Linked DNA regions of Homo sapiens: region 1 is linked to region 2. A link is a loop called in an ENCODE intact Hi-C map of the cell type or tissue named here. Cell type or tissue: heart right ventricle. All regions are shown on one strand. Each heading gives the region's core, and the rest is flanking DNA. Links, peaks and the distances in the headings are about the cores only.

Evidence for each region. Hi-C counts contacts between places; a loop is a spot of excess contacts. Peaks named below come from ENCODE experiments on the same cell type or tissue, not always from the same donor. Only the 100,000 strongest peaks of a DNase experiment are listed, where the experiment ranks them.
Region 1: it touches region 2 in a loop (4-fold over the local background); 23 of 110 quality-filtered maps call a loop at or near these places.

The regions. Positions count from the first base shown.
Region 1 is chr3:44,919,668-44,932,363 of GRCh38, reverse strand. It overlaps ZDHHC3 (zDHHC palmitoyltransferase 3), which reads left to right. Exons shown (of 7, transcript NM_001135179.2): 6 at 2,928-3,058; 7 at 5,517-12,696. The coding sequence ends at 5,675. Among named protein-coding and RNA genes, the nearest start is that of ZDHHC3, 50 kb to the left of the region's middle. In heart right ventricle, for the core only: no CTCF peak of the experiment used is centred there; no DNase peak of the experiment used is centred there; H3K27ac peaks cover 696 bases.
Region 2 is chr3:44,316,404-44,329,099 of GRCh38, reverse strand. It overlaps TOPAZ1 (testis and ovary specific TOPAZ 1), which reads right to left. Exons shown (of 20, transcript NM_001145030.2): 17 at 7,909-8,073; 18 at 5,805-6,008; 19 at 667-850. It overlaps LOC105377055 (a long non-coding RNA gene), which reads left to right. Exons shown (of 4, transcript XR_940782.4): 4 at 2,340-4,409. Among named protein-coding and RNA genes, the nearest start is that of TCAIM, 16 kb to the left of the region's middle. In heart right ventricle, for the core only: a CTCF peak has its summit at 5,552 (motif pointing left); a DNase peak (open chromatin) is centred at 5,549.

The DNA of each region.
Region 1 (12,696 bases), core at 4,753-9,752, 600 kb before region 2:
AGAACTTTTGCTCTTCCTATACATGCTGACTTCTTCCCACAATTCTGGCATAAGTCAAATGGCAGAGGTCAAGCCAGCAGACAATAGAGATAGGAGAGGAGGGTAGGGGTGAGTGGGTATGTGCAGAACTTGCCATTCTGCATATCTAGGTGAGTCGCCAGCAAGTTCCTGATCACTTGGTGAGCATTCTGAAGTACATGCCTTCTGCTAGGCCTGGGGAACCAGATCTACTCCAGATGTGGCCTTGGTTACTTGACAAGGGAGTCCAATTAGGATATTTTATCATCCCAAACACCTCCCACCTCTCGTCAAGTTAACAGACTTGGGCAGGTGATAGGGGTAGCACAGACTGTCAGTGAGGCAAAATGTCCCTGTTGTTGTAATGGTGCTGGAAGGCACCATTGCATTAATGCCTACTGGGAGCCAGGAATGGCCCAAAGGGCTTTTTGAGCAGTGCATTGTTTCGCCCTTATAACAAGCCTGCAAGGTAGGAGAGATGCTTCCCACTTTGCAGATGACAAAAGCTGTGGCTCACAGAGGATGAACAAGTTTCCAGGATCACTCAGCTAACAAGAGGGTCTGTAGTTCAAGCCTAGGTCTGGAGCAAGATTTTTAGCCCTGTCTGGTTGACTCCAGTGGTCAGGGTCCTCCCAGCCATGCTCTTGATTAACTGTGGTCAAAATTCCTGATGGAGTGAGCTTCAGGCACCCAGCTTCTATGGCAGCTAGGCTGGGAAGGCACAGGTCAGTACCCAAAGTTGAGGCCTGAGAGTTGACTGTATATGACCATTACTGCCCTCACTGCTCAGCCCTGGTGGAGCTGTTGGGCCATAGGAGCTGGTGTGAGTGGGGGCAGAGGGCTGTCCCCCAGGATTAGGGCACTTTGAGTTGATATTTAAAGAAGGGTAGGGAGGTGGTTCCACACTCCCTGATCTGATTCCTACCTCCCCAAACTCCATTGGTAATTCCTGGGGCCCAGCCTACAGAGGAATGATGCTTGCTGCTTTGCAAGGAGGGAGAATAGGCCATGGCCCTGGGCTCTTCCACCAGCTCCAGGGCAGCAGAGGTAGGTAAGAAGGAGGTGCTTTGTCCAGCAGGCACCCCCATGTGCTCCTGCCAGGCCAAGGCCGAACTGTGCAGATGTTCTTTCATGAATTCTTAAGTATTCCCCTGTACAGAAAGGAAAACAAAATCTCAGAAAGCCCAAACCTCTTGCCCAGATCCTTTTGTTGTCAGGCACTGTCCCAAGGCTGGTTGTACAGCAGTAAGCAAAACAAAGTCTCCCCGCTCCTGGAGTTTGAAGTGTAGTGGGAGAGGCACCTATCAAACCAGTACAGAAAGAAACAGGTAATTCCACAATGCAAAGGACAGGAAAGACACAGGGGCTGGAACAGAATATTAGTATGGGCCTTGTAGTTAGAGCTCATGATCAGGAATTGGTGCCAGGATTTGTACCTCGTGGTGTCTGCCAGATGTCAGAGCCTCTCATTCTCCCCAATACCCTGCCCAGCCCAAGGCCACCCATACTTGTAGCCACCCACGGCCAGGCCATCAGGCTGGTGGCCACCCCAACCAAGCCCTGCCCCACAAGGAGCCAAGAAGAGAAATCATTCTGAGGCATCGATAAGTTCCCAGGGAAACCTGAGGAGATATGCATTGTGGATGAGATGTTTCTTACCTGTCACCCACATGGTGCTTGGTATCTTTCCAAGCTCATTCCCACATTTGACCTCCCTTGCCCCTCCTGACATTCCCGTGGGGGAGCCAGCAGGACAGCTTGGATGGAGTGCTTACTCCCTTAATTCCCAGAATTAATGAAGCCCGACTCTGCCCTCCAGGATCTGATCTTTCCAGCCAGGGAAACAGGCACAAGTATGGAAGCAACGAGAAATAAACCACAGCCCAGGCTCAGCCAGCATGGGCCGCTGCACTGAGGCACAGAAGTCCTTAGGTGAAGAGTGCCAACCAAGGGGCCTAGCCTGTCTGTCAGCACCATCTTCCAGGCCTGGCATTTCCCAGGCCACCTTGCTTCAGGGCCTTCCCCTCCCTGCTCACCCCCACCATCTCCACAGCACCTTTGCCTTTCTCTTCCATGCGCTGGGTTTCTGACTTAGACTTTGTTCAGACAAAAGATTCTGCTTAAAAGCAAACCATACCTCTAGTCAAATCTCACTGCTTCACAGTGCAGTGGGTGGAGGCCTGAAGATGGCAGGACTGGCCTCAGGTCCCCGGGGCTGGAGGCCAGGACAGTGAAAGTGCCTACTCTGGGCCCATGCCTCTTTGGTCGACTCCCTGGCCTTTGGCACTGTTGGCCTCGGTGCTGCAAATGTCCCTGGGAGCGGGGGCAGTGCATTACCTCACACTGTGGTCAAGGCTGAGACCCAGTAGTTCAGCTGCCCCTGCCAAGCTTAAAATCCCAAAGCCACCAAGTGATCCTCCACAGCTGCCTGTGAGCTGATGGGGCACAGAGGGGCAGCACGTCATACAGGAATGCCCAGAAAACCTATGGCCATAGCAGGACTGGACAGGCCTCTCCACCTGTGTACCTGCATTGTGCTCTCTGAGGAGAGCAGGGTCCCCTGTGGTGTCGTCAGGCGTTCATGCCTCACTTCAGAGGCCTTCCTGGGCCCTTCCATGTGTCAGGCACTGTGCTTGGCACTGGGGGCAGTGAACAAGGAATGATTTGTGTTAGGGAAGGGAAGCCCTGGCTGGGGCCTGGCCTGTTGAGGAGGCCTCCCTGAGGGATTGAGAGATAGCCAGTGTGGGCCAGGATGATTCTCACCGTAGCCTGGAGGCCAGAGACCTATGGCACCCAGGAGGAATGAAGGCCTGCAAGCAGGAGGCAGAGTGGGCGCCTAGTGGGGCAGTGAGCCTGGGCAGCAGGCAGTGGGTGACAGTACCAATCCCTGTGTGCTGCTTCTCTTTCAGAGTGCAGCTCCTTCTCTCCACCCACCACAGTGATTCTCCTTATCCTGCTGTGCTTTGAGGGCCTGCTCTTCCTCATTTTCACATCAGTGATGTTTGGGACCCAGGTGCACTCCATCTGCACAGATGAGACGGTAAGCAGGTGGCTCTGCCCACCATTTCCACACCTGGGGATGGGGAGGACCCAGGGTCAGTGTTGCTGGGAGAGCTGCTCACAGTCAGACTGGAGCCCAGTGGTCAGGCCCCTGGTGTGCAGGGCACAGTTCTTTGTTTGCAGTTACACTTGGGTCATCTTCATCCACACACAAGTCCTCCAGCCTTGGGGCAGCCATAGCAGATCACACCAGGAGTGCGGCCCAGCAGCCGTGGCTGAAAGGCTGCCTTTACCACATTTCCTTCCATCCCCCCCATGGCAGGTCTTCCTTTATACTGTACTGCATTAGACACTCCACTAGGCACTGAGGGCACCCTTCCCATCTGGGGGCCACAGGCTTGAAATAGAGTGGTTGACAGGGTGCCCTAACCCAGCTGGGACAGGCAGGTCAGCTTGCCAGCCATGCCTGGGTCCTGAGGGCAGAGTCAGGAGACAGGTCTGCCTTGAGCCCCCAGGGCAGCAGGCTTTTACCTGGCCTCTGGGTCATCTCTGTCTGGCCCAGCCCTGGTCCTCATCCGCTGCCTTCTCCTCACCCCTACCATCACCTCCCATCTACCCACAGCATCTTCGCTGGAAGCTTTGAGGCTGCTGGCTGTGCCAGACTGGGGCCTACTCCCTTGGTGCCCCTACTGCTGTCTCCTGACCTTCCTAAGGTGTCTGAAAACCTCAAGGTGGTCAATCCCTGGCTGCAATATGGGCATTTCTCTGGGGATTTACATAGGAAGAAGGGGTGGCACTTAGCTCTGGGTGTGAGGAACAAGCAGAGCCATGAGGTTGAGAGCCATCCCGGTACGATTCCTGGTGTCCTGAGGCCACCTCAGGGTCAGCTTTCACCAGTGGTCTAGGGCTCTGGGTGAAGGTTTGGGCCTCAGGGTAGTCAGCATTAGAAGCGGGCTCATAGGATGACAACATCCTCCCACTGCTGCTGGGCGCCTTCCCCTGTGGGCTTAGAGGAGGACGTGCAAAGAAAAGAAGGGACAGTGCTGCCCACTGCCAGAGCACCATTATTCGGGTCTTCCGGCAACTTTTAGAAGGTTGCGGGGCTTTTGGCAACTTTTTTTCTTTTATAAGAAATGATGTCATTGCAAAAGAGTTTCTGTAAAACTAGTAGCCAATGGTATAGATCCAGCCCTGTATCCAAGCAGTAACCGTGACCAACTTCTCTACGTAAGATATACGGGGAACCCGATGGGGATTCTTTCAGGACCAGTCTGCCATTGGGATACTGCCGGGCCACGGTCTGGGGGAGCCAGAAGGCAAGCTCTCACGGCCCCAGTCCTAGCCGTTCTTCCCTGAGAAGACCATTCCTAAAGAGAATTGTGTTGGAAGGAAAGGAGAAAGCTGGAGGGCCCTGCCCCACCTGGGAAGGGGTGTCTTCCCTTTGGCCTGTGCCCTTCCCAGGTCCCTAGGCTGTGAAGAAAGACCCAGACTCAGCTGTCCTCCCAGCACCCCTTTACTAGAGACCACAGCAGACAGACCCCTGGCCAGGCTTCTGCCAGGCTGCTCCTGTCCTTTCCCTCTGGGCAGGGGCCCCGTTCTCAAGCCCTGCCCTTTGACCAGCTCCATCTGAAGAAGAGAGAGAGGGAGGAAGCAGCTCTTTCCCCAGCCCCAGTTTTTTCCTGAGACTTAGCAGGGGAAGCAGCGCTGGCTCCGTGACAGCTGCTGCATAGGTCTGCGCCATGCTTCTCCCCAAAGGAGCCACTAGGAGGACCTTTGCCATGCCATGCTGGCTGGCCTGGCCATGCCACCCTCTAACCTGTACTAATCCCTCCTCCTTCCTCCTCTGGTGACTTCTCCCCTCATTCGTGGTCTGTCACTCCTATTCAACCTTCTCAGTTTGTGTCTCACCAGGCCCACTAAGCGGGGTGCTGCTTGATCCCCCAGGCTGGTGAGACACACAACGCCAGAGCAGTCATTTGATTTGTTACTTTTTTTTTGTCTGCAAGGTGGTCATGGTAGCTTCAAACTTCCTAGGAACCTATCCCAAATTAATGGCCATCATTGGTTATGATGATTGCGAGCTCCCCAACAGCTCTGAGGCCTCTCACGCCAAAGCCTTCATAGTACTCCATCCACAGCCCAGCACAGAGTTTCTGAAGAGTGCCTCTGCAGAGCTCAACAAGGGGCCAGGGCTGGAGAGACGCGCTCCTTATCTTAGCGACACACCCCGGCCTGGCATACTTACAAGCAGCAGTTTCTGCGCTGCTGATAGTGCTTCTTTTTCCCTCCCTTCTTGGAGGGACTTGTGAATGAGTGCCCACCAAAAAAAGGAGAAATTTTTTTAGTAACACTTTTTATGAGAAAGATATATTAGGTAGATAGCTTTGTTGCTTTAAAAAGGAAACATTTACTCCATTCACCTGTCGCTGCGGACATCCCTCCCCAGAAACCACAGCAATGCAGTGCTTGACTGAAAGTATGATTGTTCTTGTTTTCAGGGAATAGAACAATTGAAAAAGGAAGAGAGAAGATGGGCTAAAAAAACAAAATGGATGAACATGAAAGCCGTTTTTGGCCACCCCTTCTCTCTAGGCTGGGCCAGCCCCTTTGCCACGCCAGACCAAGGGAAGGCAGACCCGTACCAGTATGTGGTCTGAAGGACCCCGACCGGCATGGCCACTCAGACACAAGTCCACACCACAGCACTACCGTCCCATCCGTTCTCATGAATGTTTAAATCGAAAAAGCAAAACAACTACTCTTAAAACTTTTTTTATGTCTCAAGTAAAATGGCTGAGCATTGCAGAGAAAAAAAAAAGTCCCCACATTTTATTTTTTAAAAACCATCCTTTCGATTTCTTTTGGTGACCGAAGCTGCTCTCTTTTCCTTTTAAAATCACTTCTCTGGCCTCTGGTTTCTCTCTGCTGTCTGTCTGGCATGACTAATGTAGAGGGCGCTGTCTCGCGCTGTGCCCATTCTACTAACTGAGTGAGACATGACGCTGTGCGTGGATGGAATAGTCTGGACACCTGGTGGGGGATGCATGGGAAAGCCAGGAGGGCCCTGACCTCCCACTGCCCAGGAGGCAGTGGCGGGCTCCCCGATGGGACATAAAACCTCACCGAAGATGGATGCTTACCCCTTGAGGCCTGAGAAGGGCAGGATCAGAAGGGACCTTGGCACAGCGACCTCATCCCCCAAGTGGACACGGTTTGCCTGCTAACTCGCAAAGCAATTGCCTGCCTTGTACTTTATGGGCTTGGGGTGTGTAGAATGATTTTGCGGGGGAGTGGGGAGAAAGATGAAAGAGGTCTTATTTGTATTCTGAATCAGCAATTATATTCCCTGTGATTATTTGGAAGAGTGTGTAGGAAAGACGTTTTTCCAGTTCAAAATGCCTTATACAATCAAGAGGAAAAAAAATTACACAATTTCAGGCAAGCTACGTTTTCCTTTGTTTCATCTGCTTCCTCTCTCACCACCCCATCTCCCTCTCTTCCCCAGCAAGATGTCAATTAAGCAGTGTGAATTCTGACTGCAATAGGCACCAGTGCCCAACACATACAGCCCCACCATCATCCCCTTCTCATTTTATAAACCTCAAAGTGGATTCACTTTCTGATAGTTAACCCCCATAAATGTGCACGTACCTGTGTCTTATCTATATTTTAACCTGGGAGACTGTTGTCCTGGCATGGAGATGACCATGATGCTGGGGTTACCTCACAGTCCCCACCCTTTCAAAGTTGACATATGGCCATCCCATTGGCCAGAATCCACAGACACACCTAAGCCTGTGGCACTGGGACAGAATAGATTTTCCATTTGAGAGGCACTTCCTGTGTCAGTCTTGTTTGAAGGAGGTGGTGATGGTGGATAGAGGTGAAGGAGGTAGGGAGTGCCCTCCAAGTGCAAAAATAACAAATATGATTATTGACCATCGGGGAATTCTCACACATTGATTTGTTTTTTAAGCAATTGCCAGAAACCCCCTTTTTTAGCTTTTGCTTGGGGTGGGGGTAGGAGTTAAGGTTTATTCAATCCTGTCCTGGGTAGGGCGAAAGTTAATCTAGCCATGTGATTTTTCAGAAAAGTAAGTGGAACATGCTGCCACTTTTCAATTCTGTCAGTGCTTCCACATGGAAACAAAATGCAATAAAATTTTTCCAAAACCTGTTCTGATTTAGCTCTCTCTTGAGGTGTTACCCTTAGTGGGAGGCCGACTATCCACAATCTACTTGAGTTTTCTCTGGTTGGGTGTTTGTTTCATTGCTCTGTCTCTTGAATGAGGATACTTTATTTTTTTTGTTTTAAAATGCATTTATGGTCCCTCTCTTGAACCAGCTTGCCCCACCAGGCCTCTTTCCTTTGCTTTCTGCAGCCTGAATCAATTCCTTTGTGCTGATGGGCTCTCCTAAGAGCTTTCCTGAGTCAGTTAACTTTACCTCGTGTCTACGGTGCTATTCATGCGATACGGGCGAGGCTGAGATGCTAAGATTAAAAAGAAAAGAATGCTGTTTTAGATCAAGTTGATAGCATTTGTTTTCCATATGCTTTTTTAAAATTTTTTCATAACATACAGCTCAGTTAGGTGTATGAAAGAAGTGTTATTGTATTAAATAACTAGAGCAGGGCTACAGCTCTGGCCCTCCCCTAGGGGGAAGAGATTGGTAATACTCCATCTTCCAGGGCATTTTTTAAAGTGAGCCAGGTTAGCTCTTTTCCCCTGGCATTTCTCAGGAATGCAGTAGATAGTGCTGAAGATGCACTGACTTTTTTTTAGTCCTAAAAATAGAAACTCCTCCTTTAAAGCTGTGCATACTATGCTTATCTTTCCAATAGAGTGGGGTTCCTTCAGATATCCTATAGGATTCTGCCTCTGGTTTTGTATAGGCCTTGGCTAGAAAGAGTCAATGTTTCTGAGCTCTCAAACCAGTTGCTCTCAGAAGATAGGAATACCCCAAGGTTCCTGGCATTTTTCCTATTTCATTTTTGTTCAGACTGATATTTTGCCAAGAGCACAATGACTGAGGAATGTAGCCATCATTTGCAGGGTAGTGATTGGTTCCCAGCCTGGCTTCCACACAGGACAGGAAGGGAAAGCATCCCTGAGCTCTCCTCAGTATTTCCGGATGTAATGAAAGAGGACATCTTTCTACACAAAGTCAGCCCCAACTTTTGGCTTGGTCACAGGAGTTCTGATAGTACTGTTTGGTGCACTCATGGGAAATTGAACCAGTCGTAGCCACAGTCTTTCAGAGCCTGGGCTCTGGGGAGTGGAAGTGAAAAATAAAGATGTGGCTTGTTGGATTGTGATCCCCAGCTTGCTTTCCTTCTGTCAACTCTGTCAGGTTTGTGTTCATAGCAACTAGACTGAATATGCAAAAGGCTTAGATCCAAGCAAATCTATAATCTATGCATATTTGCATGGGCTTGGTAATATCATGTACACAAAACACATTTGGGTAGAAGTGCATGTGCTAAATCTCCTTTTAGTCCCACCATTTTGTCTTCTTCATACTGTACTTCCTCTTTTTTGTTTGAGACAAGGTCTTGCTCTGTCACCCAGGCTGGAATGCAGTGGCACAATTAGAGCTCACTGCAGCCTTGAACTCCTGGGCTCAAGTGATTCTTGTGCCTTGGCCTCCTGAATATCCAGGGCTACAGGCACGTACTACCATGCCTGGCTAATTTTTTTGTTTTTTAATAGAGTCAGGGTCTCACTGTGTTGCCCTAGCTAGTCTCAAATGCCCGGCCTCCAGCAATTTTCCTGCCTTAGCCTCCCAAAGTCCTGGGATTACAGGCGTGAGCCACTGGGCCCAGCCCTGTACTTCTTGAAAAAGCCCCAAGTATTAGCTTTTGCTCATCTGGCTAGGCCACTTAAATAGTTAGAATCCACCGTCCCCTAATGCAGAAACCGTTTAGGTGAGGTAAATTAACAAACATTTTAAGCCGGGCGCGGACACTTCTCACTGTGGACATCCCTCACGCCTGTAATCCCAGCACTTTGGGAGGCCGAGGCGGGCAGATCACGAGGTCAAGAGATCGAGATCATCCTGGCTAACACGGTGAAACCCTGTCTCTACTAAAAATATAAAAAAATTAGCTGGGCGTGGTGGCAGGCGTCTGTAGTCCCAGCTACTTGGGAGGCTGAGGCAGGAGAATGGCGTGAACCCGGGAAGTGGAGCTTGCAGTGAGCCAAGATCGCACCACTGCACTCCAGCCTGGGCGACAGAGTGAGACTCCGTCTCAAAAAAAAAAAACAAACATTTTAAACATGTATGTGAGGTTGGCATTACACAGAAACTCCTCTCCGGGTGGGCTGGGATGGGCTTTCTCAGCCAGGCTAATGGGTTTTAAATTTCTCTCTTTTCAAGACTTGCAGTGCATCAGCTTAAAGGGTGAGCCAGCCAGTAGAGGGGAAGGCGCCCCACCTAGAAGGTGCCCTTAGATATCAAAGAAATGTGAAAAGAGAAAGATTTTGCTAGAATCCTCCTCAAAGGTGTTCTTGAGGTTGCCAGACCAGCAACGTCAACATCAGCATCACCTGAGAACTTGTTAGAAATGCACATTCTCGGTCCCCACCCCAGGCTACCGAACCAGAAACCGAGCGGGGCCCAGCAGCCCGTGTCTTAACAGCCCTCCAGGTGATTCTGACTATCAAGTTTGAGAATCCAGTTGGGGCTAGCAGGAGTCCCCCCTCAGGTGGTCCCTGATGCCTGCTGGTGATATGGGTCTTGTGTGCTGCTGGGCTCAGCATAGTGCAGTTGGGGTGTGCTGATTGTGAGACAGGCACGTGTTCCCTCCGCGGAGAAGCCACTGAGACTGCCTTCCCTCATAAGCTGCGGCCTCCCCAACAAACAACTGCCAAGACATCAAAGAAAGTCTGTATGAAGCAGATCCAAATTATTAGCCTGCCCACCACTCCTTGTGCATCTCATCAGTGGAACCCATCTCTAGACCAAGGGCCCTTTGGGTGAAGAAGCAGCCCGGAAGGGAAAGAGAAAAGAGTAGAACCAAGGGACCTCCAGATGGGAGCGGCGGCCGGTGAGTAGTCTAGAGCCAGGGGCATTGTAGCAGCCTGGATACATGACCTGAACACGTCTTGACCTTTGCTTTCTACGTGTGGGTTTCAACACCCATGTGGCTTTTTCTTGTATTCTTTAAATATGTATCTGGCTTAGGATCACCTCATAGAAGAGAAAGAATTCACAGTGAAGCAGAAACAAGCCACTGACCAGCGTACTCCCAACCTGAACCTTCTTTTTCTCACCCTCTCCCTCAAGTAAACATCTTGCTGACTTGAGCAGTGTGATTGCCGTAGCAAAGCAGAGTGGCCCCCAGGGATCCCGCTCTGTTGGGCCCACAGGAGGAGCCGATGAAGCTGATCCAAGGAGTGAGGACAAGCGCTGCAGAGGGACGTTCGCTAAAAGCCTTCTAGGGGCCGCACATGCTCTAACACGGACATAAGGATGCCCTGAATTTCTGCAGCTGAGGCCATATAGTCTGGTGACCAAGTATTTGGGTCCTGGCTTCAGTCTTTGGTTGAAATGTCTGCTTGGCTACTTATTACCGCACCTACTACCAAAATATGACCTTGAGCAGTAACTTCTTTAAGCCTCAGTTTTTTCATCTGAAAACGGGAATGATAATCTAAATCACAAAGTTAATGGAAGGATTAAATGAGGGTGATGAATAGGAATGTATAGCGTCTGGCCCTGGTATGGCTTTATAAATGTTAGCTGTGTTGGAGCTGTGCTTTTCAAACCATTGGTCACAGCCATTCATGGTTTGCAACCAGCATGTTTTTCAAGAAAAATGTTTAATGCATTACATATTGCAGGATAAGTATTGTTTTATGAAGCTTAGGGAGTTGTGTGTATATGTGTTCTGGAATGCAACAGAAAAATGTTTCCTCTTGTGGGTTACAATATAGAGGTATGAAATCTCTGATGAGGAGAGACAGTGTTATCTGGCCCGCTATGAAGAGACACATTTGCATAGGCTGCTCCCTGAGGCTCTGGCTTTCTACATCTGATGATACAGGGAGCAGGGAACAGCCTGTTCTCGTTCTGTGGGGCTCAGCTGAGTCTGTTCTGCACAGACTCTTCCTTCCTCGGGAGCCTTAGTCCTAATACATTCATTTTGGAGTGTTGGTGAGTTTGTTCACAGATCACAGCTCATGTGTCACCCAGACTGACCTGGGCCAAAAGGCCCATCACACACCCTGCAAGAGCTTCTGGTGTCGACTATGACCCCCTTACCAGGCATCAACCATTTTTGTTCGTTCTCTTGAGCCTGAAGCTACTATTACTGCTCCTCTGCAAACCTCAAGCTTAAGAACTTTGCCTGCAGGATCCCTTTAAATCCACACAAAACTCAAAATTGAGTCCTACCAGGAAAAAGCAGCCCTCAGCCCATTTTTATACATCGGATTTGTTTGCAATATTTTCTTTCTAGACTCAAAAGTCAACACTCCCTGAAAGTTTGTCGACTTTACTGCTGAAGACCTCTGGTAGACAGGCCAGGCTCTGTCTGGAATACTTTATGAGGTTGGTGAGGAGGTTGAGTATAATCCAAGAGTGCCTATCTGGGAGCATGCCACATGAATGGCAAATAATCATCCTGTGGGCTCTTGGCTTCATTCCCCTTCTCTCTGACTGAGCTCAGCCTGGGCACAGTGGTGATTTGCAGTAGAACTGGAAACCTGTTGGGCAGAAAAAAAGACACTAGTTCTGGTTCCAGTTCTGATACATAACAAGCTAGATGAGCCTTGGCCACCGTCATGGCCTCTTGGAACTTCTGTTTCTTCCCCATCTGCCAATCATCAATACTCATACCCACCTCCTCACAAGGAGGCCATAAAAACCTATGGTCATGGCTTTGAGTCCAAGTCAGTGTGGATGCAGCCAGTCTGTCATTTTTGGGTGTTTCCTCTGTAGCCGGGTCTGCCATATGGTGATGTCCCAGCTCTCGTGCTATGAAGTTAAAGCCTCTTTCTCAACAGGCTGCAGATGATCACCCAGGAAGAGAATGCAGAATGCCCAAAGCAAACCATCTCAGCTGGTCACTGCTTCTGTGCCAAGAAGGGAGGCCTGGCGAGGGGCCAGTCAGGAAGCAGCATGGCATCACATGCTCATGACCCACATGAAGGTCCCTTTAGACTTGTGTCAACAAGATCCATTTTCTGAAACAACTATTTTTGTTCTGATTATAAAAGTAACATTGGCTCATTGGTAAAACTTGGATTGTGTGAGAAGTCTACAGAAATAAATACAAATCCTCTAGAATTCCATCCCCAAAAGTAACCACTCAGACAAATGTTCTAATGTCATGTAAAACCATATTAAACCATCTTTTCTAGCTGCATAGTGTTATAGAATCATTTGCTTAACCATCATTATTGGGCATTTCTCATTTCCAGCTTTGCATTATTATAATTCAGTGTTCAAGTTTGTATTGCATAAATCTTTGTCTCAGATTATTGATTATTTTTAAACTTTTTGTGAAATCAGACTTACAAAAATGTGACAAAAACAGTACAAAGAGTTCCCATGTACCTTTCAGTCAGTCTCACCAAAGGTAAACATTTTATACAACCATAATACAAATATAAAACCCTGGACATTGGCAACACCATACCCTTAACTAATGTATGTACCTTATTCACATTTCTC
Region 2 (12,696 bases), core at 3,572-8,571:
CAGTAAACTGAAGCAAAATTCTTGTCAAGAAGCTCTAAAACAGGATTCCCAGGAGATCCTTATATTGCAAGTTTCCTGGATAAAGCTGACAAGAAATCGTATGGCATACCACGATTTAGGCACACCATCTACTGTATGCCTAAATTCTAGGATTCTAAACAAAATTACGTGAAAGGGTGTCACTCTGGTACAGTACCTACTTTATAATATTTATGCATATATAGCATTATAAAATATAGAAACTAGGCTGATGGCTTTATTTTCAATGGTATTCTTGGCTGATCACGTATTTCCCTTTTAGACCCTAGTCCTTTGATCTTTTGAGTTGACTAGAGATAAAGATTTTTATAGGTACTGATCTCTAAACACAAGAAAGGTTGGTACCTAAAGAGGATCCGTCTCTTTGAACATCTAACTATATCTCTGAAGTTGCTAAAGTGTTTACCGAATGCTACTAACTTGTTTGGTTTTAAGCCTCAAACAGGTCTAATCCTTTCTTAGTTTAAATGATATCAGAGTTTGCAATACACACACATAAAGTACATATATAAATATATACATAAATATATATGTATGTATAAAAACACATAAAACATTTACATCTTAGGGTGGGTGTGGGGAGTCATGATCTACATTCAGAATGCAGTTAAAGTTATGTCAACCAACCTTTTCAAAACTATCTGCAGTATCTGTGTAGAAGTTCCAGGACTCTGAATACTACTAGCATTAGATACCATGAAGATTTCAATAGCTAAGAGCATTTCAATCTCAGATAAATAAGATGGAATTAGAAGAAGTTTTCGGTATAAATTTCCTTCCAATGGTGGGTAGCAACCCAAGGAAAGAGCACCTGAAAAATCAAATAATAGGTCAAACTTTACTAAAACCCAATAGGTAAAAACCTAGATTTCTGAAATACCTACAGGCGATAATTACTTACACAGAATAAGTCTTCACATTAGAAGTAGATTAACAAATTACATGATAGCTTATCCTAGTATATTTGGCATTATTCTTTGTAAAGTGCTTTTGAAACATTAAATAAAAAGTGAGAAGGGCTGGGTGTGGTGACTCATGCCTGTAATCCCAGCACTTTGGGAGGCTGAGGCGGGTGGATCTCTTGAGGTCAGTAGTTTGAGACCAGCCTGGCCAACATGGTGAAACCCCATCCCTACTAAAATACAAAAATTAGTTGGGTGTGGTGGCGGGTGCCTGTCGTCCCAGCAACTCGGGAGGCTGAGTCAGGAGAATCACTTGAACCTGGGAGGCAGAGGCTGCAGTGAGCCGAGATTGTGCCACTGTACTCCAGCCTAGGCGACAGTGTGAGACTCCATCTCAACAAAAACAAAAACAAAAAAAGTGAGAAACATTAAAAAAAAAACACTCTGAAAAATGACTTTTGGGCCTTATCATGGCAAATGACATTTATTTCAAGCCACAGTAAACACAAGACAATTTCAGAATAACTATTTTTGAGCACAGTTATTTATAGTACCATTATAGTTTATGCAATATTTACTGTTGCTACTAAATGTCTGGCATTGTGCTAAGTACTAGGCATAAAATACATTTCCATCCTGTAGGTGATCTGTGTGTTGTAGCTACATTCACCAATTCATGTTTTTAAAACTTCACTTTTCAAGAGAAGAGATTTAACTTTTAAATTGTTTAGGTGCTTATTAGGAGAGATATATAGGGAAATACCTATAAAACTTCTAGAACATCCAAACTATATATAGGCAATTTTATATTATTATATTTTACTGAAACCAATTTAAATATGTATGTAAATTTTGCTTAGAATGTTTTGTTTTGTTAGGATGAGTTTCTTCAAGAAATCTTTCTAATATGGGTAATGGCTAATCTTTGAAGACCTGCTATGTGCCATGTACATGTGCTAACAAACACATGGGTTTTACCTCATTTTAACTTGACAAAATGCTACCTTTGAAATTAGGTACAATTACTTCCATGTTATAGACGAGGGGCTTTTGGTAAGCACTCAGGCTCTCTAAGCTTGCATGGGGTGCCCACTTTCTGGCTCCAGATTTTGGATTCCTAACCACTAGGTATTCCCACCTCCCTAGGTCACTGCCAGGAGCAACAAACTGTTAACTCATTAACTTTACTAGTTTTTGGTAGGTATAATTTACATGCATTCTTATTTAACTTTTCTTACCAGAATTAAAAAGCAGAAAATAAAAAATTAACTAGAAATCTACTAATACGATTTTTTTTTTCACTCAAAATGAAACGTGAGAAGAAAAATACTCACATTTGATTTTGGGGAGAAAGTAATGGAAAGATACACTAATAACATCTCTCTCTTGACTTCTCAGTTCTGAGAGAAAAGCAGTATTTTTAGGACAAAGGAGAACAAATCAGGAGCGTGAGAAAGGAAACTCTGCTGTCCCTGGACAACCTCCTCCTGATTAGTCTGGCATGAAAGCAAGGGAAAGCCATCAAGAAAGTAACAGAAAACTCACAGGATGGACAAAATATTTGTAATTCATATATCTGACAAGGGATTTGTATCCAGAGTGTATATAAATGCATATGTACATGTGTATGTATGTATGAATACTCTTACAACCAAAAAAACCCAATCAAAAAAAAAGGGCAAAAGATTTAATAGGCATTCTCAAAAGAAAATATACGAATGACCAATAACTGTATGAAAAGGTCCTCAACATCATTAGTTATTAGGGATATGAAAACCAAAACTGTAATGATACATTACTTAACACCCACTAGGAGGAAAGCTAAAATAAAAAACACAGTAACAAGTGTTGGTGAAGATATAAAGAAACAGGAAATCCCGTACACGGCTGGTGGGAATATAAATATAAAATGATGCAGCTTCTTCAGGAAACAGTTTGGCAGTTTGGCAAAAAGCTAAATATAGATTTACTGTATGAGTCAGCAATTCTCCCAAGAGAAATGAATGCATATATACACATAAAAACTTATGTGAATATTCAAAGTAGCACTATTCACAATAGCCAAAAAGTGAAAACAACTCAAATGTCCATCAACCAATGAATAAACAGATTCCATTTTATAGAATATTGTTTAGCAATAAAAAGGAACAAAGTATTGATACATGCTACAACACTGAAATTTGAAAACACTAGGCTAAGTATAAGAAGCCAGTCATGGCTGGGTGCAGTGGCTCACGCATGTAATCGCAGCATTTTGGGAGGCCGAGGTGGATGGATGACCTGAGGCTGGGAGTTCAAGACCAGCCTGGCTAACATGGTGAAACCCCATCTCTACTAAAAATACAAAATTAGCTGCGCATGGTGATATGTGCCTGTAATCCCAGCTACTCAGGAGGCTGAGGCAGGAGAATCACTTGAACCTGGGAGGTGGAGGTTGCAGTGAGCCGAGATTGCGCCACTGTACTCCAGCCTAGGTGACAGAGGGAGACTCCGTCTCCAAGAAAAAAAAAAAAAAGCCAGTCACTAAAACACATGTATTAAATGATTCCATTTATGTGATCTGTCTAGAATGGGCAAATTCATGGAGACAGAGAATAAATTAGTTGTTGCCTAGGACTAGGGTGGAAGAGGAGACAACCAGGGAATGGAGAATAAATGCTAATGTGTACAAGGTTTCTTTTTCTGGAGGTGTTGAAGATGTTCTAAACTTAAATGGTGGTGATGGCTGCATGACTCTGTGACTATACCAAAAATGAATGCATTATATACTTTAAGTGAACTAATTTCATGATATGTGAAATTATCTCAATAAAGCCATAAAAATATTAAAACAAAAAAAGTTTAAAAAAAGTCAAAACAAAGGCACTGGCACCAAGTCTTAACAGTGCCTTGAAGAAAGTCAGCGTTAAGTCCCAAATAAAGTACTACTAGACACGATTATATACCATTGAAAGGCTCTTCTTGCAAGGGTTAAGCTATGTCTGAAAATAAATCCAAAAGGAGTTCCAATATAATTTTAATGTCAATGTTGTTAGAAAATGAGATGTTTTGAAGACTGATCAGTGGCTATAAATTACTCACTTGGCTGTAAATTACTCATTTTTATTCATGGTTTTATAATTCAAGTACATTCCTTAAAAAACAAAAATACTCTTTATCCCGTAACCTCACTTGCATAAGTCTCAGAAGTTACACTGCATATGAAATAAGGAATATGTGATTAGATAAAAGGAAAAGTTCCAATAACAAAGGTACTGTATTGTACACAGGCATTAATTGCTTTAACACACTGCTAAAAAAATCTTTAAAAGTAATTCTTACTAGGGCTGAATTGATTTGGAGGAATGAGGAGTGACTGCTAATGCATATGAGGTTTCTTTCTGGTATGAATAAAATATTCTAAAGTTGATTATGGTGATGGTTACACAACTCTGTAGATATAGTAAAACCACTGACTTGTATACTTTAAATGGGTGACTTGTATGGCATTTGAATTATACTTCTATAAAGTTGTTAAAAATTTTTAAAGTAAATGATTAAGTCTAGATGCTTTAATATAAAATTTTATTTCCAACTAAAAAATAGAAATATTTATAAAAATCTCATTTAAATGTCTGAGCTTATATTTGTTCCTGTGGCATATAAACACCTTTTGATGGCATCTCCCCCCAGTTGCACAGTTATATGAAATTATTCCCATTAACTTCAATTCTAGAAACTAAAATCACACACACACATATATGTGTGTGTGTATGGTTTCTAGAAGTCTGAAGGTAAATAGTATAAAGAGTTGAAACATAACCACACAATTGAAATTAGGTGTTATGAACAAACAATTCTATCTTTCCTCTAAATTTCTGATCACCCTTTTTAAGAAAACTCAGCTTTCAAAACTTCTTTTGATTATAACCTACAAGAAACACATTTTGCATAATGACCCAGTATACATACGTGCATATATGCAACTGAAATGAAAATTTTATCAAATAATTAAACTTACTACCTGTAATGTACCCTAGTATTTTCTTTCCCATTTTGTTGGGGAAAAAAAGTTACCACCTGCTGCATTGATCACAGCTGGCCACCTGAAAAACACTTCCAGCTCAGGTAGTAGTGGCTAGGATATTTGACACATTTGGTACGGGGTGACACAGAGTAGGCACTCAAATATTTGTTATATACATGATAGTGGTAGAAATGGTAGCTGAAGACAAATTACTGCATGAAGGCAGAAAAAACAATGCTTTTCTAGATCTAGAACGTACATGGAATTACTTTCTAATTAAAATACCTGCGAGGTGGCTTGGACTAGAGAAAGCACTAGTTTTCCAGGCTTATTTGTTAGAGAACAACAGCTGTAAGTAGATTAACAAAGTTCTATTACTAAAAGCCATGTGAAAAACATATACTATGTTGCATTGTTATGACAGCCTTTATGCTTCTGATGTGACCTGCTATTGAATATTTTTAGTTATAACAATTAGGGATATAGCAGAGATAAATAAAAACAGATCTTCTTTAAACTTCATTCTACCCACTTGTTTTATGCTTGCATTATTTATAAGATATGCCAAACTGGTTCTATCCTGTCATTTGTTCCCTTTGCTCGCCCTCTAGCGGACAGGCTACTGTGCAAGAAATAAAGATTGGAAATTGCAAACATTGGAAATAAGGAAAGCAACTGGAAACAGAAGAGAAACAATAGGTTTCAAAAGAGAGCACAGATCTGTTGAGACCACTACATTTGAATATGTATTACTGCTCTTTTAATACATATAAATATCTAATCTTATATATTATAAATTCTGGGTTAGAGAATACAATTATAAACCAATATATTAAAACATTTTAAATGTAACTTACTTTTGTAGTGGGCTCTGGCTTTGAGCCATAAACGACTCCTTCCTAAAGAAGTAATTAATCTTCTGAGAAAGGAAAAATCAATAGGGATGCTCTTTGAAATCATGAATTCTGCCACAGAGGATGACATACCAAGACTACTGCTTTCTATACAGGAACCTAGAAGCTTATTAAAAAGAAGGCTATATTGTGAGACTTCCACAGTTTCTGGAATAAAAAAAATGATATAATAAAATTCATTTATATTAAAGTGTCTCAAACCTCCATCTCATACTCCTTTTTCTTTCTCCTCCCCTTCACCCTTTCTTACCCATTATAGGACTCACAGTCACTAAAATGCAATCATTTTATATATTCTCTTTATTTTTCTTCTCCTTTTTTGAGACAGGGTCTCACTCTGTCAGCCAGGCTGGAGTGCAGTGGCATGATCTTGGCTCACTGCAACCTTCACCTCCTGGGCTCAAGTCATCCTCTCGCCTCAGCCTCCTAAGTAGCTTGGACTACAGGTCCACCAGGCCTGGCTAATTTTTATGTTTTTTTGCAGAGGCAGGGTTTCACCATGTTGCCCAGACTAGTTTCGAATTCCTGGGCTCATCTATGGCCATACCACCCTGAACACGCCCATATCGTCTGATCTCAAATTCCTGGGCTCAAGTGAACTGCCTGCCTCAGCCTCCCAAAGTGCTGGGATTACAGGCATGAGCCACCGCGCCCAACCTATCTTACATATTCTCTAAGTCAGAAACGAAAAAGCATTTGACAAAAGAAAAACCATTAACTTCCTTTGCAATAGAGAAGATAAAAAGAAGCTTGACAAAAATTTCAGAGGATGCATTAAGACCTCTGTATTTGATTCCCACATGTAACTGTGTATCTGTAGTGTCTTGAATAATTTCTCAATTCTGTTTGTATTATATCTACAGTTCAGACCTTAGCCTTATATATCCCTTGACTAAAAACAAATCATCCCCTAATAAATATTTACTGCCAAATTTAAAACAATCCTTTAATGGATTTTCTATTCCTTCAGTTATTCTTAGAAGAAAGAGAAGTCATCTTAGAGACTTCTCTTTTATTCCCTATATTCAGTCAGTTGGGTCTGTGAGCTAGACTGTAGTTCCTTACTGCTTTAGAATCTTTTAGTTATCCAGGACTTATCAGGAAATTAATCTCTCTACTTTTAGTCTTTTCCTAAACACTACTGCCAGAGGAACTTTCCTGAAACACCAATTTCATTATATCACTCCCTAGACCCAAAACTCTAGTGATCCCTTTTTATACACAGAGAAGAAAATTCCTTTAGCCTGACATTTAGGGTCTTCCAAAATCTGGCACAACTATCTGTCCAATCTCCCTATTACTACTTTGTTTCATTACCAACTAATTGTATATTAAGAGATTGCTAGATAGCAGCCATTGGGCCAGGAATACCAAGGTAAAGAAAATAGTACCATCCTGATTGAGCTCACTTTGTATAAGGAGAAACAGATAAGAATGCTCATTACAATACAGGAGCACAGTGGAATTAAGTGGAAAAATGAAAATTTATAGATAGTACGATGAAAGTACTGAGGGGAGGCCCTCAGGTTAACGTTTTCGTCATCCTCTGAACCTATCACATAGCTCATTCTTGACCCAAAGCTTTTGCTCATGGACACCCAACATTCAAGAGTACTGACTACCATTTCCCACATTGGCGTTTGAACTTGGCATCTGTTTCACTTCCTCCATTTCTTTCAAGTTTACCTGTGTTCCTAGGTAATGTAAACTAAGTTCTGTATTTATTCAGTGATAAGAGAAAAAGCTTGCTCAGGGCATTTAAACATATTGTTTGCTGATGACTTGACAGAAGTAGGGAAAAGGGAATGATAAAAATGCTTGTCTTAGGAACTGCTGACAAACAACCCAAAGATAAGCATCTCAGATTTTTTTAAACCATCAGGAAAGTATATTCAATTTGCAGAGAACATATTTTACAGAAAACTACTTCATTAAAAAATATGCTGGAATATAAAACTCAATCAAAACAGGTGGATAACTATTTCTTATTAACAGTTAAACACCAGATGGGCAAGAGATAATTAAGATAGACTTTTAAAAAACATACCTTGGGAATTTTGAAAACCTGGTAGATTCTGCAAAACTTCAAATGTCTGTCTATAAAGGCTCTTGGCTAAGATTTCATGTGCAATTGTACAGAGTAAATTATGTCGATTAAGCACATCCAGTCTATCACAAGGCCACAGAGGCGTATTGATTATCCACTCTGACTCTTCCAAAAAGAAAAAAATATGAATAGTTTATACCATGAAAATGACACTTAACAGTATAATCACAACTAATGTTTCAATATATCTTTTGAAGAAACAGGCAAAACTTAAACATATGTACTCAGAGAAGATAACCATGGCTCAAATTTATTAGAAATAACTTATATAGTGATGATCATCATCTGAAGAAGATGCAAACAAATGGCCACTTTGTTATATTTATTTTTAATTAATTCTTCATCTAAGTGTACTAGTCAATTACTAATTTTAAATGTTTATTTTTATATAAAAAAGTTCAGATTATCACAAATATTTGCTTTAACATAAAATATTATTTATGTGGACAAGTTTAACAATTTCACAATAAATAATTTAATTAGTTTTTGGTATTACTGGGGAATAGCTTTTCTTTTCTTTTCTTTTTTTGAGATGGAGTCTCACTCTGTCACCCAGGCTGGAGTGCAGTGCAGTGGCGCAATCTTGGCTCACTGCAACCTCCGCCTCCCGGGTTCAAGTGATTCTCCTGCCTCAGCCTCCTGAGTAGCTGGGACTACAGGCGCGTGCCACCACACCTGGCTAAATTTTTTGTATGTTAAGTAGAGACGGAGTTTCGCTGTGTCAGCCAGGACAGTCTCGATCTCTTGACCTTGTGATTGGCCCACCTTGGCCTCCCAAAGTGCTGGGATTACAGGCATGAGCCACTGCGCCCGACCAGCGAATAGCTTTTCTTAACACTTTCTATTTTAAAAACAATTTCTATTATGAAATCGTTGTTGTATACAGAAGAATAATATATGTTATAAAAGCATAATAATAAAATTAACTCCTGTGTACCCATCACACCCACCTACGACCCTCAAACCAACAGACCTCAGACCCTCTTTAAAAAAAGAGAATATTACCTATAATGCTGAAGTTCCTTAATTTCTGCTCTGATTTTCACATTGAGAAAAACAATGGGAGACTGTAGTACAGAACACTGAGGTACTAAAATGTTAGAAATGTCAATATTTTATCATTTACCTAATTTACTCAATCATTATACACATAGTGAAACATTACTATATGTAACATTCAAATCATATTTTGGTGCTCTTTTTCAACTGAACTAAATGTAGAAGTAATCCTTTTATTTTGTGGCCTTCCTAGCACAGTGAATATAAAAAGTATTGAAGAAAAAGTTGATAATTCAAATATATCATGACAAAAGAAAGCTTTTAGTATCCAGTATAAAGCTTTAAAAAGGAGCTTTTCAATTACTAGAGCCCATGTGATTGACTGATTGACCTAACAGAGTTATACTATGTGTTAGGAATGTTCTAAGTGCTTTAAGAATATTAACTCATTTAGACAGATACTTTCATTAATTTGCTTCTACATTTGCTGACATTTTAATATAGAGAGAAATGTAAATGAATTTAATATCTTCAAAGACTGTATGATCATCTGTTAAACATAATTCCCATTAAAAGTAAAACTGTTCGTTCACCATTCCTTATAAAGTGAATTTTACTTTGATTGAATAAGTTCAATTATTTTTTATCTGTTAGATATATCCCATGTACAAAAAGTAGATTATATAAACCTTTTCTCATAAAAATTGCATCATTTTTCTTTAATACTTATTCTTTATATTTAAGGTAGGGTAATGGTCACATTTTTTGGAAAGTATATATGGTATTTTAGGAGATTCATTTAAAATTTTTATCAAACTGTTTAGGTATATAAAAAAATCTGACCTAGCATGCTCTCTCCCCACATCATCTCCCTGTCTGGGTTTTTGTTTTTTTCTGTGTTGCCATCTTTTTTAAAAACCTGTTCAGTGTTGCCAATCAACCAACGGTCTGTGAGGGGCAGCATGGGATCAGGCAGCAGGGTTCTTCCCCGCCTTGCCTTGGTTCCTTTGCAGGATTGAGCCACCTGGCCGTGGGGGAAGGGGTCAAGCTATATCCCAATACGTGTAGGGTAATGGTCCCTGGTGGCACATCCAGGTTGTGGGCCGAGCTGTGCTGGGGAGAACAGACCTGGGCATGGAGGGGAACTGCTCCCCAAAGGTTTCCGGTTGCCTCTCCTCTTCCTACTTTTGTCAGCCGATCAGTTTGTGGTTTCTGTGCCCGCAAAGGCTTCAGGAAGCATTAACAAAAGAAAACTATATATATATATTTTTATATATAAAGGTATACATTTAATATAATTATATAAAATATATATTATATATAAATAAAATATACATATTATATATATAAAATACATATATATATTTTTTTTTTCCGAGGAATGGGGCAGGGATAATGGAGATGGTGCTGGGAAATGAGTCCCCTGGGAGAGGGGGCCTGGCCATGATGCTGAAATATCTCAGGCTTCTGAATGGCTGGATTTCCCTAGGACCCTCAGAATAACAGACCTCAGATCCTCAGACCTGCCCTGGGGCCTGGTGGTGAAACTGAGGCCCGTACAAGGCAAGTCGAATTCTGAGTTGTTGGGACTAAGCCTGACCCCCTCTCTATGCAAACCCTCCCCCGCCCCACTCCCCCACCCCCCACCGTGGCCCTCAGTAGGGTTTTGTTTTGTTTTTTTGAGATGGAGTCTCAGTCTGTCACCCGGGCTGGAGTGCAGTGGCACAGTCCTGGTTCACTGCAACCTCCGCCTCCCGGGTTCAAGTGATTCTCCTGCCTCAGCCTCCTTAGTAGCTGGGACTACACGTGCCTGCCACCACGCCCAGCTAATTTTTGTATTTTTAGTAGAGACAGGGTTTCACCACGTTGGCCAGGATGGTCTCGAACTCCTGACCTCAGGTGATCAATCCACCCACTTCGGCCTCCCAAAGTGCTGGGATTACAGGCGTGAGCCACCATGCCCGCCCCTCAGTAGGTGGAGCCCCCAGCCCTTCTCCCCTTCCTGGCCTGACCAGCCATACTGCTTCATCACCCCGGGCCACAGGCCCTGTCAAGTACTGCACAGGGATTCCCACCCAGGGGCCCTGCACCATGAAATAATGTGAAATACTGACTGTGGACCAAACACAATCAAACCTCTGTTTTTAAGAAGAAAAAAAATCTGAGTAAGCTAATTATTCTATGTATCAAAGTCGACTGAAACTGATAAATGAGAAGTCACTTAGAAATTAATAGCTTTAAATTTAATCTAGCTAGTTCACAATTCTACCAACATAAATACTTTTATGAATATTTTATGAGAACTCATGAGAATTAAATTCCCAAGAATAAGAAACAGTTTACTAGTGGGCTTAATACTAGTTTTATAGCAGTAAAAGTTGTTATAGCATTCATCTTCATGTTTTTCTCTATTTCATATTTGGGAAATATTTTCTATTTGTCTAAAATCTCAGAATCAAAGGGAGAGCATATTTTCCATAATAGCCTGTTTTTATCCACTTACCTTCTGACATATGCACATTCAGTCATTACTCACACAAGATTTTGAATATACACACTGGGAACATAAAACTATTAAATGAATTTCCAAGCTAGTCAGTGAGACTATCAAACAAATAATTATCTTTTCCAACAGTAAATACTAAAATGGGGGAGTATCTAAAGATACCTATTTTTCCCCTAAGGTATACATTTATTTTTATTTATTTTTTTGAGACCGAGTCTTGCTCTCTTGCCCAGGCTGAAGTGCAGTGCCGCGATCTTGGCTCACTGCAACCTCTGCTTCCCGGGTTTAAATGATTCTTGTGCCTCAGCCTCCTGAGTAGCTGGGATTACCAGAGCCTGCCACAATGCTAGGCTAATTTTTGTATTTTTCTTAGCGACAGGGTTTCACCACATTGGCCAGGCTGGTCTCGAACTCCTGACCTCAAGTGATCCACCGGCCTCGGCCTCCCAAAGTGCTGGGATTACAGGCGTGAGCCACCAAGCCCAGCCAAGGTATACATTTGATATAATCCCAATCAAATTTCCTACAGAACTGTATTAAAACCTGATTTAGTAATTCTGAAATTCATTCAAAGAATAAACAAGCATAGCAAAGAATAATTTAGAAGAGGAGTGAGAGTGGATAGACAAATGGAGACAAGTGGAGAGAGGATAGACAAATATCACATATTCTAAGATTATATTAAATAAAAAGAGCATCGTGCTAGCATAGAAACACAGAGATGCTTGGGAGAAAGGTGCAGAAACAGACCCAACAGATTCAAGATTCTAATATATGATAAAAATGGCATTTCAAGTAAGTGAGTAAAGGATGAAATGGGAAAACATTTTGGGGAAATAAATAAAATTAACTTCCCATCTAATACCAAAATTTAAAACTAACAACAAATGAAAAAATTGAAGAACATATGGATGAATACGTAACTTTGAGATGACTAAGGACTGCCTAAAAGCATGATACAAAACAAAAATTATTAAATATTTAAAAAGCAGCAGTTTATATTAAGTAGAAAAAATGTCAGTAGGCAAAAGAAAACAAAAAATGCAAAAAACATCATAAAGTTAAAGAAAAATGAAAAGCTAGGAAAAATATTTGTAAATACCCAACAGATCAAGGACTAGTATCTTTAATATGTAAAACTACTGCAATATAAAAAGGACATTATTATACAGTGTGATATTTCCTAAGTGTGATATACACATCACTGATGGTACCTGAAAATT